2 separate regions of the Homo sapiens genome follow, and region 1 is linked to region 2. A link is an interaction called in ENCODE POLR2A ChIA-PET data of the cell type or tissue named here. Cell type or tissue: PC-3. All regions are shown on one strand. Links, peaks and the distances in the headings refer to the core of each region. The heading gives the core; the rest is flanking DNA. Region 1 overlaps OPHN1 (oligophrenin 1). Region 2 has its middle 11 kb from the start of OPHN1.

Region 1 (8,343 bases), core at 310-8,309, 230 kb after region 2:
TGTCTGACTCTAAAATTTTCTCTGGCATCATTGTTTATGTGCTCAGATTTTACCATTTCTTGTTAAATAAGACTTGAGACTTGCAGTTCTTTCTGTTGTAATCCCCTCAGTATTGGCCATAGTAGCATGCTTCTGTTCTTGGGCTTTGGCCCTTGTTAATTTCTTATTCTCTGTATTCATGTCTCTGTAGTGTTTGAGGGAGCAGATTTTCCTCTGACTTCAGTTCTCTGTTGAATATAATAAAATGTGTGGATTTTACACTTGTTCAGCTTTTTTCTTTTTGTCAGGGTGGATGTAATGACTTCAAGCTTTTTATGTGTTGGACCAGAAACTGGAATCCTGTATCAGTCACTTTTTTATCTCTTGGCTTTAGGTTCTCTATTTCTAAAATAAAAGGTAACATCACTAGTTGGTGGCTAAATGCTCATCTAGCTCTAGCATTCTGTTCAATCCTTAAGTACTGACTTTCATGAATGAATATCCCAATATGTAATGTTTGTTTTCCTTCTTCTACAGGCAGACCTACAGGTGGACAAGGAGAGGCACAATTTTTTCGAGTCCTCTCTTGATTATGTTTATCAAATCCAGGAAGTTCAGGAGTCCAAGAAGTTCAATATTGTGGAGCCTGTAAGTTTTCTCTGTTGATGAATGGTCTAAAAATATTTATCAAATGCCTGGTAAATGTACAAACTTTGATCATAAAAACAGAATCCCAAAGAACGTGAAGGATAATCAGTGGAAATGTCTAGAACGTAGTCTAACTTACGTTTTTCTTGTTCTTTAGTATACTTTTTTTCTCTCTTTCCCCCCAACCCTTTTCTCTCTTTTTCTATGGCTATTTTCTTTCTCTTTCCTTTTTTTCCTTTCTCTTTCCTCCCCCCTTCCGGAATTTCTCTACAACTCTTCCTGTTACTTTGTTTCCCTCCCTTCCTTCTTCTTGCGCTTTCAGAAGCTTCTGAAAGTCTTTCTCATATACCAGATACTATGCTAGGGACTCATGTCTCTTGCAGTCAGTGACTTCTCATTCTACTACTTTTACTTCTGTCTTGTGTAGTTTTTTCCCATTTCACGTTTTTTCATTCCATTTACTTCGTTTTGTGTAGATTTTTCCATTTCCATATATTTGTTTGAGACAGGGTCTCACTGTCACCCAAACTGGAGTGCAGTGGTGCTATCTACAACCTCTGTCTCCTGGGCTCAAGTGATCCTCCCACCTCAGCCTCCTGAGTAACTGGGACTACAGGTGCATGCCTCCATACCGAGCTAATATTTTGTATGTTTTTGTAGAGATAAGGTTTCACCATGTTGCCCAGGCTGGTCTCCAACTCCCGGGCCCAAGTGATCCCCCTGCCTTGGCTTCCCAAAGTGCCAGGATTACAGGCATGAGCTACCATACCCAGCCCGTGTATTTGATTTTTAATGGGGTTGAAAATTTACACCAATATATGTTGTGTATCATTTATATGTCTTTTTCTGCAACCCTGTGAAACATTTCTAATTTTAAAGTTGGTTTAGACTCCTTTGATCTTTTAGCATTATGACAGTCTTCATTAAAGTTAGGTAGAAAATCTTGCTTTATTCATTTATCTATTTACTTTCATTCATTCAAGAAATATTTATTGAGCACCTATTGTTTGTGGTTGCTGAGGATATATAGAGGAAAGATGCAGTTCATTTACATACTGTTCAAATGATGAATGTCTTTATATGAGATCTGAACAAGCTCAGGGTTAATAAATTTGTTAATAGTTCTTTTTTTCTGAAGCTGAGTCAAGGGTAAATGTTCAACCTGATATGAAAACAGTGATGTGTAGACTGGTTTGTGTTTGACTGCGTTTAGCGCTATACTGGGTAAACACCATGGAGTTTTTTGTTGTTGTTGTTTGTTTGTTTGTTTTTTGTTTTTTTGAGACAGTCTCACTCTGTCCCAGGCTAGAGTGCAGTGATGCAATCTTGGCTCACTGCAACCTCCGCCTCCCGGGTTCAAGCCATTCTCCTGCCTCAGCCTCCCAAGTAGCTGGGATTACAGGCGTGCGCCACCACGGCCAGCTAATTTTTGTATTTTTAGTAGAGATGGGATTTCACCATGTTGGTCAGGCTGGTCTCAAACTCCTGACCTCACGATCTGCCCGCCTCGGCCTCCCAAAGTGCAGGGATTACAGGCATAAGCCACCACACCCAGCCACACCATGGAGTTTTTTGGTGAGTTCATGTTTCTTTTATTTAGTTTATTAGAAGATGCTGGTGATAAAGTTATTTTTACATGTTTTCCCTAGGTCTTGGCCTTTCTTCATAGTCTGTTCATTTCTAACAGCCTGACTGTGGAGCTCACACAGGATTTCCTCCCATACAAACAACAGCTCCAACTCAGTTTACAGAATGTGAGTTTGCATGTGGATTTTTCTCACCGGTCTTTCCATTCCGATTGAATTTCAGCCCTAGCGACCTTGATTCTTGGAATTCTAGGTTACTGCATCCTAGCCAATTTGTTAGAATATACTGGTGTGGATCACAAATATTTAGTATATCAGACTGTTCTTGCTCTTCCACTTTCACATCTTTCCTGTTTTTGAGGCTGACTGCTGTTCAAACCCACCCTTCCACACACCAACACCTTCATCTATGCAATATTTATTAAGTATTGCTAATTTGCTGCATCTCTCTCAGATCAGGACATAGCTATAGGCTTATTTGAGCCCAGGCCTTAAGCTACTTCCCTGCTCAGTCAAAACACTCTCACTGTAGACTTTATTACCACAAACACTCATTTTATCTTCTCTTTCTTTTCTCAGTACTTATTAGTAGAGTCACATAAATTACTTTTAAAGGTTTTCTCTACCTTCTTTGTCATGCTGGTTCTTACAGATGGGCATGTAGGCATAGTGTTCCCATCCTTTTCACATATATTCCTTTACATGTTCCTTTATTCAACCCACATTAAACAAATGTTTATGGAAAAAATGAACATAAGCTCTGTGCCAGGCATGTGAAAGGCACTGGACATGCCATGAAGATGCATGCAAGTTTTTCTGTCTTGAAGGAACATACAGTTTCTTGTAGGAGACAAATAAACAGAGATAAATTATAATCCATTATGATAAGTGCTATAATAGAATCAAGGCCAAAGGTTTTTAAAAAGTTCAGAGCATTTGGCTACCTGGTAGAGTCAGAGAAGGCATTACTGAGTTGGTGACTTTAGAATGGGTGTTAAATTGCATGAAATATATAGATGTAGTTTTAGATGAAAAATGCTGGTAAGTTATAGTGAAAAATAAGCCCCCCTTGGTTGTTTAGGAGGATTGGGATTTACAGTTGTTGTTATTATTTTTTCTTTCTATATACTCTCCTTGCAGAAAGGAACTAGGGGCTCTCACATTCTCCAGAATTTCCTGATTTACAACATCTTCCTACTACAACCAAGTTAATCCCATGAATCTTCCTCTATATATTACTTGATATGTACAAATGTAACAATAAGCCTTTGAATGTGTACATATGGGTGACTTATTTACAGGATAAACATGAGCCAACTAGATGGGCAGCACAGATCACCTTTCTCACTAACATCATGTCATAATTTTAAGACTGGGTACTAAAAACTTATCTGTAGTGATTTTCATACCCACATTTCAACACATGTCTTACCATTGTGTTTTAGTTGTGTAGATTTAAATAGATTTATTCTCATCATTAGGTTTTGGTATTTGTGAGTATGAAAACATAGCTACTGTTGGCCCTTCTCCCAAGAGAGCACCCTCTCGTATATTTTATGTTCTTGGCCAGAATTTGATTCAGTATCAACTAGGCTGTAACTTTGAGACACAATTTGGAAGTTGCTATGAGAATGCTACCTTTGGGAACCTTGTCTGCCATCTCCCTTGTTGTAAAGCAGGGTATCAGTCATGTTCAGAATTCTAAGATTGCTTATTTATTAGGGCCTTATGTGATTCGTATTAGTAAAAAGCCTCCCAGTTGTTATTTTATGAGTATATTGCTCGTTATATTTTTGTTTCCTATGCAGTCTTTAGGACCGTTAGACTCTATAAACTTGTTTTCCATTCACTATGCCATTCACCATTTCTTTTTTTGCTTTGTGGTTGCACATGCTGTAAGCAGGGAAAACTTTGTACTGAGTCTCTGACCAAGAAATACTTTTTCATGATAATGATGATGATAATAATGATTTTCATGATGATGTCTTGACAGACAAGAAATCATTTCTCCAGTACCCGGGAAGAGATGGAAGAACTTAAGAAAAGGATGAAAGAAGCTCCCCAGACATGCAAACTTCCAGGACAGCCAACTATTGAAGGCTATCTCTATACACAAGAGAAATGTGTGTGGGGACATAGGGGTATCCATTGGGTTTCAATAAGCCAGGAACTACTGCCACTTGTCGGCTGTGAATTTTGGGCACCCTTACTGTTCATAGACCCCTGATAGCTAAAATTCCCTTGGAACGCAGGCAGGGAATACTGAAAACAAAAAAAAAAAAAGGAGAAACTGAGAGGAAGTTAAAGATTTGTCTTACAAAGGCTGTGTAGTGATAAGACCTAAGGTTTTCTCTGAGATTCAAAATGGGTATTATTTGTTCTTTAATCCTTCTGATTATTCTTTTGGAAAAAAGGGAAGTAGAGGAAAGGAAGTAGAAAAATAATATTTCTTATACTTATTATGTACCAGACATGGTGCTAAGTTCATTTAAAACACTGCCTCATTTAATCTTTGCAACCAATTTATACCCATACACATAAGGCCACTAAGGCTCAGAGACGTCACCATTTGAAAGTCACCCAACTAACAAGTGTCAGGACTAAAATTAAATTCAGGTCTATGAAATGCCAAAGCCCATGATCCTACTATAGTACCCTATATCTTCGTCTGCATTAGGGTCATATGTTTGCTCTTTTCTTTTCTTTTTTTAAGACAGGATCTTGCTCTGTTGTCCAGGTTGGAGTGCAATGGCACCATCATAGCTCACTACAGCCTCATACTCCTGGGCTCAAGCAGCCCTCCTACCTCAGCCTCCTGAGTGGCTGCACCTAAAGGCACCTACCACTACACTTGGCTAAGTTTTGAATTTTTTGTAGAGACAAGGTCTCACTATGTTGCTCAGGCTCATGGATGCTCTTATAGCACTTAGTGAACATCATGATTCCAGTGGGAAAGACAGTATCTGTTTTTCATTGGTGACTAAGTAAAGTGGGTTAACTTGTTTAGTCACTGAATGTTGCAGAGCATTCAATCTTTCCTAATTCCTCAGTAACATTATGCACACCTGTATGTGTGATTTGATTTTATTTGCCCTTTGAACTATGACCCAATACTCCCCAAACCTGTTATTCAGTTTTTGCCCAGAGTTATTATATCTGGGGAATAAACAGAGGACACACACCCAGAGGCTGCCAGTAGCAAAAATCACTGTAATTCAAAAAGCATGACACTACGGTAGTGAAATTATCACACTTTTCTTTGCATAGAGCAGTTTACTTGTGATGATTTTCAAAGATGTGTTCTCCCACTTGTCAGGTTCATCTCTTCAACTGTGTGTCGCACAATTTCTCGATCTCAGTGCTGTTGACATTTCAGGCTGGATAATTTTTAGTTCTGGGAAGTGGTCCTGTGTATTATAGTATATTTAGAAGCATCCCTGGCCTCCTCACTTTGTGCTCATAGTAATCTCCAGGTGTGACAACCTAAAATGTCTCTAATGTATTGCCACATGTCCCCTGGGAGGCCAAATTACCCCTAGTTGAGAACCACTGCTGTATGCTGTGTGATCCTTCTGTGCTTCAGTATTCTGATTTGTCATATGGGCATAACATTGCTACTCAGTTGAATGTATGCTTAATGAGCACTGTTTCTGCCAGATACTGTGCAATGCATTGGGGACACCCTTGAAAAACTGAATCAACCATGATTTCTTTCACCAAGAAGTGTAAAGTGATGGGAGAGATAGACAAGTATATCAATAATTATAATGAAATGTGGTGATAACTGTATTTGGGGCATATATCTAAAGGCTTCACAAAGAAAGTGATATTTGAACTAGAACTTGAATGATGAGTGGGAGTTTGATAGGTAAAGAAAAGGAGGAATGGCCGGGCACAGTGGCTCATGCCTGTAATCCCAGCACTTTGGGAGGCTGAGACGGCAGATCACTGGAGGTCAGGAGTTTGAGACCAGCCTGGCCAACATGGTGAAACCCCGTCTCTACTAAAAATACAAAAATTAGCTGGATGTGGTGATGCTTGCCTGTAATCCTAGCTACTTGGGAGGCTGAGGCAGGGGAATGACTTGAACCTGGGAGGTGGAGATTTTACTCAGCCGAGATGGTGCCATTACACTCCAGCCTGGGTGACAGAGTGAGACTCTGTCTCAAAAATGAATAAAAGAAAGAAAGAAAGAATGAAAGAAAGAAAAGAAAAGAAAGAAAGGAAAGAAAAAGGAAAGAAAGAAAGGAAAGAAAGGAAAGAAAGAAAGAGAGAGAAAGAAAGAAGGAAAAGGAGGAAGGGAATTCCAGGTATATACCACTGCATGAGTAAAGGCAGGGTTGTGGATAGACATAGTTGATTTGTAGGGCCCTTGTTTGCCAAGAATAGTCCTGCTTTACCCCTGTTGTCCTGATGTAATTATTAATAATACTGCCTCATTCAGTCTTAAATAAGTCTTGGATTTGGACTAGAAATTATATGGCTACCTCTTTATGTGGGAACTAAAAGTAATTCATTGAGACAGGAACATAGAGGTGAGGTGCCAAAAGAAAAAGCTAGAAAGGTAAGTTTTGATCATGTTATCAAGGGCATTGTAGGCAGGCTAAGGAGTGTGGAGATAGTGGGAAAGCCGTGGATGGTTTTTAATGAGGGGAATGATAAAAATAGAGATATATTTTAAAAATAATCTAGGAAAAGAGTGGAGAATGAATTGGAGTGGAGTGATCAGAGATGGGGACAATAGGGAAATCAGAGAAGGCCAATGAAATAATTAATTGGTGAGATAGTAAATTTTTGTTTTTTAAAAATATGTTTCATAAAATATAAATACAAAATAAGACACTGGGCCCAGCGCTGTGGCTCATGCCTGTAATCCCAGCACTTTGGGAGGCTGAGGCATGCAGATCACGAGGTCAGGAGATCAAGACCATCCTGGCTAACATGGTGAAACCCCATCTCTACTAAAAAAAATACAAAAAGTTAGCCGGGCGTGGTGGTGGGTGCCTGTAGTCCCAGCTACTTGGGAGGCTGAGGCAGGAGAATGGTGTGAACTGGGGAGGTGGAGCTTGCAGTGAGCTGAGATTGCGCCACTGCACTCCAGCCTGGGTGACAGAACGAGACTCTGTCAAAAAAAAAAAAAAAATTAAAACAAAAACAACACTGATAGGGTTCTTAACTAATTCGGTGTTAAAAAGGAATGGAGAGGAGGAGACAGTTAAAAGAGAGATGTGTAGAGTCATGTACAGGTTAGAAGGGGCATAACCCAATGACCAATGACATGGAACAGTTATAGAGACAGCAAAGTAAATGACAATAGTCTCCAGCTTCTGGGATATATGGTGATACAATTTATAGGGAACATGGCAGGGAGAGTAGGTTTTGAGCAAGCCAGAAGCAGCTGTGGGAAGCAGTTGGTGAAGGTTAGAATCTCCCTGTGTGCAGTAGGTAGGTGGCTATGGAAGGAGGGCGGTCAGGGCAAGGGCAGGGCTGGATCTGAAGTTTGACTCTGAAGAGCAATGTGTAAATAGCTTCCATCTTAGGGTTGACTTCCTATACAGCTAAAATAGTTATTCTGTCTGCTCACTTTTACTTGTCCTTGTAGGGGCTTTAGGAATATCCTGGGTGAAATACTATTGCCAGTATGAGAAAGAGACCAAAACACTGACCATGACGCCTATGGAGCAGAAGCCAGGTGCTAAGCAGGTCAGTTCTTGTTTGCACCATATTTTTGGAAATGGATCTATGACTGTTTCTCAGAAAAGAATATATGTTGACCTAGTATCAAATCATCAAGTTCATCACTGTTACGTGAGGCCATGACTTTATATGTACACCTTGGCCTAAGTTTGAGTCAGATAGCACTGAGTTGAGTGAAAAATTTCTCTGTTGATTAGAGCAAGCCTTTTGAAAGTGCCGGTAGTCTTTCAAACCAGTTATTTTTACAAGTGCCAGTCACATTGTACAGTCAACTATGTAAAAATATGGATGAATTACTTTTAAGAATGCTCTACTCTTGGATTCTTTAAAATAGCAAGTTTTAAAAATATGAATTGAATTCCAAAATTCCTTTTTTACAGGAGTGTGTTTATGGCCCACAGTTGGAATAACCGATACTCACATTCTATGTACT
Region 2 (8,343 bases), core at 62-8,061:
AACTACATGTCATAAATCATTAGTGGGTTGTTAAATTAAAAAAATAAAGATTAACAGGACCAGGCATGATGGCTCATGCCTGTAATCCCAGCACTTTGGGAGGTCAAGGTGGGAGAATTGCTTGAGTCCAGGAGTTTGAGACCAGCCCAGGCAACATAGTGAGACCCTGTCTCTACAAAATTTTTTTTTTTTTTTTAGACGGAGATTCTGTCCTGTTGCCCAGGCTGGAGTGCAATGGCGCAATCTTGGCTCACCGCAACCTCCGCCTCCTGGGTTCAAGCAATTCTCCTGCCTCAGACTCCTGAGTAGCTGGAATTACAGGCATGCACCACCATACCCGGCTAATTTTGTGTTTTTATAGAGATGGAGTTTCTCCATGTTGGTCAGGCAGGTCTCAAACTCCTGACCTCAGGTGATCCACCTGCCTCGGCCTCCCAAAGTGCTGGGATTACAGGAGTGAGCCACTGCGCCTGGCCTACAAATTTTTTTTTTTTTTTAATTAGCCCAGTGTGGTGGTGCATGCCTGTGGTCCCAGGTACTTGGGAGACTGAGGTGGAAGCATCACTTGAGTCCAGGAGGTGAAGGCTGCAGTGAGCCATGATCGAGCCACTGCACACAAGGCTGGGTGACAGAGCGAGACCCCATCTCAAAAAAAAAAAAAAAAAGTTGAACACTGTGGCTTATGCGTATAATCCCAGCACTTTGGGAGGCCAAAGTGAGAGGATCACTTGAGGCTAGGAGTTCCAAGACCAGCCTGGGCAACATAGTGAAACCCTATCTTTACAAAAAATAAAATTAAAACATTAGCCAGGCATAGTGACCTGCATCTGTAACCCCTGTTACTCCGAAGGCTGAGGTGGGAAGATCACTTGAGCCCAGCAGGTCGAGGTTGCAGTGAGCCATGTTCAAGCCATTGCCATCCAGCCTGAGCGACAGAGCAAGACCCTGTCAAAAAGAAAGAAAGAAAAGAAAAGAAAAAGGCCAGGCTCACACTTGTAATCCCAGGACTTTGGGAGGCTAAGGCAGGAGGACTCTCTTAAGCCCAGGAGTTTGAGACCAGACTGGGCAAAACAGTGAAACCTCATCTCTATAAAAAGAACAACAACAACAACAAAAGACTAACGATTGAGTATTAAGTGAAAAAACTTGGCTGGGCACAGTAGCTCACACCTGTAATCCCAGCACTTTGGGAGGCCGAGGCAGGCAGATTGCTTGAGGTCAGGAGTTCAAAAACAGCCTGACCAACATGATGAAAACCTGTCTCTACTAACAATACAAAAATTAGCCTGCTGTGGTGGTGTGCACCTGTAATCCCAGCTTTTTGGGAGGCCGAGGCACGAGAATCACTTGAACCTGAGAAGCAGAGGTTATAGTGAGCCAAGATCGCACCACTGGACTCCAGCCTGCGCAACAGAGTGAGACCCTGTCTCAACAACAACAGCAACAACAACAACAACAAAAAAAACGAAAAAAAAAAAAAACTTTTCTGGCAAGCAGAGAACCCAACACAGTACCAAATCTAGGTAGTTTCTGGAGAATGAGGTTGGGAAAAGGAGTAATGAAGTAGGTCTTTCAGTCAAAAGATCTCAAACTGCCGGGGGTGGTGGCTCACGCCTGTAATCCCAGCATTTTGGGAGGCTGAGGTGGGCAGATCATTTGAGGTCAGGAGTTCAATACCAGCTTGACCAACATAGCGAAACCCCATCTCTACTAAAAATACAAAAAAAATTAGCTGGGCATGGTGGTACACACCTGTAATCTCAGCTACTAGAGAGGCTGGGGCAGGAAAATCGCTTGAACCTGGGAGGCAGAGGTTGCAGGGAGCCAAGGTCATGCCACTGCACTCCAGCCTTCCAGCCTGGGCGACAGAGAAAAAGTCTGTCTCAAAAAAAAAAAAAAAAAGAGAGAGAGAGAGAGAGAGAGAGATCTCGAACTGTGTCAGTCCAATTTCTTTGTTTTTTCTATTTTTCTGGTGTGTTATTTATTTATTTATTTATTTATTTTCTTTTTTTCCTATATTTAAAAAGCAAAATCTGGCCAGGCACAGTGGCTCACATCTGTAATCCCAGCACTTTGGGAGGCCGAGGCAGGCAGATCACTTGAGGTACGGAGTTCGAGATCAGGTGAAACCCTGTCTCTACTAAAAAATATAAAAATTAGCCTGGTGTGGTGGTGGGTGCCTGTAATCCCAGCTGCTTGAGAGGCTGAGGCAGGAGAATTACTTGAACCCAGGAGGTGGAGGTTGCAGTGAGCTGAGATCACACCACTGTTCTCCAGCCTGGGTGACAGAGCAAGACTCTGTCTCTAAAGACAAAAAAATAAAAAACAAAATCTCTGAGTGGTGTTGATTGGCTGAGAATATCTGGATTTGGGGTTAGGTATACACTGGCCTGGCTAGAGATGGTCTGCTGGGTATGTTGGAGTCCTCTCTGGATGTGTCATCTAGTTCAGCCTGCACTGGTGACAGCAGGCCAAGTTGAGGTTTACCTTTGTATATGAAGTCATTTTAGTAGGTAGTGACCAGTGTTTTATAAAATGAAATAGAAGAATAGAATGATAGGATAGATTAGAATAAAAAATATGAGAGCACATTGCATATAGTAAATATTGTTTTGTGAAACCTGTTTTAGTTATATTTATGTATATATGTATGTATGTTCTAGTCTATGGTGTAAAATGTATGTATGTATGTATGTATTTACTTTGTAGAGACAGGGCTTTGCTCTGTCACCCAGGCTGGAGAGCAGTGGTGTGATCACGGCTCACTGGAGCCTCGACTTCCTGGGCTCAAGCGATCCTCCCACCTCCACCTCCCAAGTAGCTGGGACTACAGGACCTTCTCATTTTTAAATGTTTAGTAGTGATGGGGTTTTTGCATGTTGCCCAGGCTGGTCTCAAACTCCTGGGATCAAGCGATCCACCCACCTTGACCTCCTATAGTGCTAGGATTACAGGGGCGAGCCGCTGCGCCCAGCCTAAAAAAGTATTTCTTACTATGTTCATGGTCACAAAAGTTCAAATGTTACAGAATTAGATGATGCTCCTTGAAGTTTTTTTTGGGGGGGGTCCTAATTTCATTCTTAATATGAAAGTCACATGCTCATAGTAAAATTTCAAACTGTTTGGAAGGGAGTAAATTGAAAATCTCCCTCTCTCTATCCCATTTCAACTTCCCCAGATCAGAAAACCATTAAAATCATTTATGAAGAAATACATATACACACATACACATACCACTTTTTCTTTTTTGACACACTGTCTCACTCTGTTGTCCAGGTTGAGTCCAGTGGTGTCATCACACCTCACTGTAACCTTGAACTCCTGGGCTCAAGTGAGCCCACCTACCTCAGCCTCCTGAGTAGTTGGGACTAGGCACGCAACACCACAACCAGTTAATTTTTAAATATTTTGTAGAGACAAGGTCTCGCCATGTTTCCTAGGCTGGTCTCAAACTCCTGAGCTCATGTGGTTCTCCCGCCTGGGCCTCCCAAAGTGCTGGGATTATAGGTGTGAGCTACCGTGCCTGGCCCAGGTATCACATTTTTATTGAATTATTATATATGCGTATATGACTTCTTTAAAAACACACAAAAGATGATTATAATCTAGATACTCCAAATGTTAAATGACGAGTTACTGGGTTCAGCACACCAACATGGCACATGTATACATATGTAACTAACCTGCACGCTGTGCACATGTACCCTAAAACTTAAAGTATAATAAAAAAAATCTAGATACTAATGTGCAGCTATTTTTAACTAATTTTGTTCATTTACATCCTTGGATATATTTTCATAATAAATCATTCTCTTTCATGTGTGCATAATTTCCCATTGCATGGATGTATATCATTTATATAACTATTCCTGTAGTCATGGTCATTTGAAGGGATTCCAGTTTTCAACACTACAAAAAAACGCTTAGCCGATACATTTTTTATCTCTTTGCATGCTTTTGTGGAGAAATCTATAGCACAAATTCTTAATTAGACCTGATGGATCAAAGAGTACACAGATTTAACATTTTGGTAGGTATTGCCAAATTGCCTTCAAAAATGTTCATACCAGTTTACATCCCTGAAGTCTATGAGAACTCCTGTTTCTCCTTGTCAACATCAATTTTTAGCAAAGCTTGTCCAATGTTATGAAAATGGTATCTCAGCACAGAAGCAGGCTAGCACAATACTTGAGTGAGGTTCTCACAGCTGGATGTGATGGCTCATGCTTGTAATTCCAATACTTTGGGAGGCCGAGGCTGGAGGATCACTTGAGGCCAGGAGTTCAAGTCCAGCCTGGGCAATATAGTGAAACCCATCTGTACCAAAAAATAAATTTAAAAAAGTAGCTGAGTGTGGTGGTTTGCGCCTGTAGTCCCAGCTACTTGGAGGCTAAGGCAGAAGGATTGCTTGAGGCTGCGATGTGCCATGATTGCACCGCTGCTCTCCAGCCTGGATGACAGAACAAGACACTGTCTCTAAAAAAAATTTTTTTTAAAGAGTGAGGGTGAGGTTCTAGGGCCTCAGCAGCTTTGGACAAGTTACTTCACTTTTCTAAGCCTCAGTTTTCTCATCTGGAGAATGGGAATGACATAATAGTACCTACTTAAAAGGGTGGTGGTTGTAAAGATTAAGCATGTGCCTTGGACATAGTAAATTTTGACGTTTGTGTTTTGTTTATCATTCAGTATTATTAACTTAATATTCATAACTGTTCTTCTTAAGCTAAACAGGTAGAGTAACTTAGTGGTCTAATCAAGCTTTTTGAAGGCTGAAATGTGAATTCACCCACAATTAATTCTTAGTAAGGTTCTGAAACCAGTTTCCTTCCTGTGGTAATGTCGGTTTAACCATGTGAGAGAGAAAGCATGATTGGCATGTTCTGGGGCCTTGCCAGAGCATTGTCACTGCACTGTTGCATTCTTTTGACAACGATCTCAGCACCCACTGCCTTGTGAGGTGCTTCCATTTATAAAATTACTAGCATGAAAATTTTACTAGCATGAAAATTATTGTAAGTCAGTGGGAAAAATTAATATTGTGGAAAAAATTAATGTTGCCCTTAGAATCCTTTCTTAAAATGCTTTACTTTGTATCTGTTTTGTTCTACTCTAAGTATAGATGCACATCCATTTGCAGTCATGACAAGTTATGACTCTTGTCCATTGCTTGTTTTGTTGCTGAAAGAGGAAGAGAATTAGAAATTGGAAATAATTGCATATTTCAGCTTATGTCATTTTACTTTAAAAGAAACTAAAAGAACTTTGTGGGGCTCAGTTGTCTGAAGGTTTCTTCACGTCTTCCCACCCCCAGGGCCAGAAACTTGTTGAAATACATTTCAGTTGTATACTTTTCTCAAGGTATTCTAGTAATTCTGCTAAAGAGTATGTAATGTGCTATGTGATGCTGGTGAAAATGACCACATATAAAATGTTATGCAGGCTAGGTGCAGTGGCTCATGCCTGTAATCCCAGCACTTTGGGAGGCCGAAGCGGGTGGATCACTTGAGGTCAGGAGTTCAAGACCAGCCTGGCCAACATGGTGAAACCCTATTTCTACTAAAAATACAAAAATTAACCGGGTGTGGTGGCGAGCACCTGTAATCCCAGCTATTTGGGAGACTGAGGCAGGAGAATTGCTTGAACCTGGGAGGTGGAGGTTGCAGTGAGCCGAGATTGTGCCACTGCACTCCAGCCTGGGCGACAGAGCGAATGTCTCCAAAGGAAAAAAAAAAATGTTATGCAAATTCCACAGTTAATCATGTTTATTTAATTATTAGCTTTGAGTCAGATGCAAAATAAACTGAAGTAGTATGGAAGTCAGAAAGCCTAATGCTGCCAATATGAGGAACAGAAGTTTTCACTCATGTTATTAATCAAAACCATTGTTGTATGAGGACTGTCATATCCCGATCAGTTTTTGACCAGTTTTTAGTAGATAAAATCTCATGTCGAGTGGAGTGTGGTTGCATGTGCCTGTAGTCCCAGCCATTTTAGAGGCTGAGGTGGGAGGGAGTGGTTTGAACCCAGGAGTTTGAGGCCAGTCTGGACAAGACAGCAAGATCCTGTCTCAAAAAAATCCCCCCTAAAACCGTATCAGTGCATAAGACTGGATGCCTACATTTTGGACCACCTCCATCAGAATCACCTGTTGTACTTATAAAAAATTTAGATTTCCCAAGGCCTTACCTAAGACCCCACTCCCCCACCCACATTAGTTTCTGATTCTTTGTTATTTTCAAGCCTCAGTTCATATTGTCTGGCCTCAGCCCCTACCTAAATCCACATCATACCATCAGAATCGCTGGGAGAGGGGTCCAAGGAAATCTACATTTTCAATAAGCACCCTAAGTGATTCTCATACAAACCAAAGTTCAAGAATCATTAGTAGAACGTTATAATTTAGTTTCCATGATTCAGCAGGCCCCTCTAGGAACTGCTGGGAAATTTCTGGCCCCTCAGTAGAGCATGGTATCTTCTAAGATGCTATAAAATGGCATAGCCCAGCAGGCTGTGCTGGGATGCTGGGTATTGATATCTTCCTGGGAGTTAAAAAGTAATACAACTGTGCCTTTATTGCCCTTATAAAGCCTTTTAGAACTGACATAAACCTTGTTTGAATTTTTTTTGAAATGTGGCTTATTAGGAATCAAAATGGACACATAAAATGGTCACGAGGAAAAAATTCCCAGGTTATTACCAATAGATAGCTTTGATATGGTGCTGCTGGTGTGAAAATGTGATGAAAATGGTGAATTCTATGGATAAAGAATTTTGGTGGATATTTAATCACATAGACTGAAATAGATTATATTTTTAAAGCTATAAATTGGTGGCTTTTTTTTCCACCAAGCAACTCCATAAAGAGAAACTTGAAGGGAGTGGGTAAATGGAGAGTTGGATGTACAGAGAATTATAAAAGAGGATTTTTCCTTTCTAACCATTTGCCACTTCTAGCTCCTAAAAGTTTTAAAATCTTGGCGTAGGCTGAGGAAAAAAACTAAGCCAAGTTCAGTCAAAGCAGGGAATGGACCAGAGCCAAGACTAGAGCTGGGAATGGTGCCAACAGTAGTAAAGGATTTAGACCAGGCTAGAACTAGGGGCTAGGCTAGCAGTGTTGTTGTGCTGAGGGGCAGTTATCTACTTTGTCTTCTGTCTCATGCAGTGCAAGTCTGGAAATTCTAGACAGCTGAGCATATGTAGCTTGGGAGCCAGTTTTGTCAGCTAGCTCTTCAGAGAAGTTCAACATAAAGCCTCTGTTAATATTCAGCCTGGGATAATTTCAAATCATTTGCTGAAGTTACAGCAAGTGACCCAGAACTATTTTTTCTGTATTACAGTTCCAAGTACGTCCAGTCACATAAGCAGGAGGGAATGGAGATTAGATGTTGATGAGTTAGGCTGGAAGGTACTGTAATGCAATGGCAAAACATGACTTTGAATTCAGAGCTGGATTTGAATCTCTAGGACATCATTTATTCTCTGGGTGACTTTGGCCAAGTAGCTTAACTTCTCTGAGGTTCAGTTGCTTCATCTGTAAAATGCAAGGGACAATAGCACCTTCCTCAATGAGATCATTTATGTAAAGTGCCTGTAAATGAGATCATTTATGTAAAGTGCCTGGCATAGGAGAAATCATCATCAACTTGTGCTGTCCCCTCTCCCTCCACCTGCCACCTCTATTTCACCTCCAGGTTTTCTTCTTGTTATTGGATACAGGCCAGTAACTTCTATATTTTTTCTACCTTTTTGTGAAGGAAGGATTATAACATTTCAGGACAAAGACCTTTAGGATCCTTTATAAGAAGCATAGGGTTTATAAAATATTACTTTATATCTTTAGGTAAACATTTTTTTTTCAGACACAGGTTCTCCCTGTGTTGCCCACATTGGAAAGCGGTGGCTATTCACAAGTGCGATCATAGTTCACTGCAGACCCGAACTCCTGGGCTCAAGGGATCCTCCTGCCTCAAGCTCCTGAGTAGCTAGGACTCCAGGCGAGTGCCACCACATCTACCAGGATAAAACTCTTTTTAAAAACACATTTAATAAATTACTGAAGTCTAAAAATGACATTTGGAAAATTACCTTTTCTTTCCAGCCTCCCAGACCAGTTTTTTTTTTTTTTTTTTAACGGAGTCTCGCTCTGTCGCCCAGGCTGGAGTGCGGTGGTGTGATCTCGGCTCACTGCAACCTCTGCCTCCCGGGTTCAAATGATTCTCATGTCTCAGCCTTATGAGAAGCTGGGATTACGGGCTCACACCTCCACGAACAACTAGTTTTTTGTATTTTTAGCAGAGACAGGGTTTCTTCATGTTGGCCAGGCTGGTCTCGAACTCCTGGCCT

Evidence for each region. Peaks named below come from ENCODE experiments on the same cell type or tissue, not always from the same donor. Only the 100,000 strongest peaks of a DNase experiment are listed, where the experiment ranks them.
Region 1: POLR2A ChIA-PET joins it to region 2 with 11 read pairs; 2 of 35 experiments call an interaction of 5 or more read pairs at or near these places.

Annotation. Positions count from the first base shown.
Region 1 is chrX:68,206,146-68,214,488 of GRCh38, reverse strand. OPHN1 (oligophrenin 1) reads left to right here. Exons shown (of 25, transcript NM_002547.3): 7 at 517-627; 8 at 2,277-2,381; 9 at 4,207-4,336; 10 at 7,816-7,916. Among named protein-coding and RNA genes, the nearest start is that of OPHN1, 220 kb to the left of the region's middle. In PC-3, for the core only: no CTCF peak of the experiment used is centred there; no DNase peak of the experiment used is centred there.
Region 2 is chrX:68,439,880-68,448,222 of GRCh38, reverse strand. No RefSeq gene overlaps it. Among named protein-coding and RNA genes, the nearest start is that of OPHN1, 11 kb to the right of the region's middle. In PC-3, for the core only: no CTCF peak of the experiment used is centred there; a DNase peak (open chromatin) is centred at 4,872.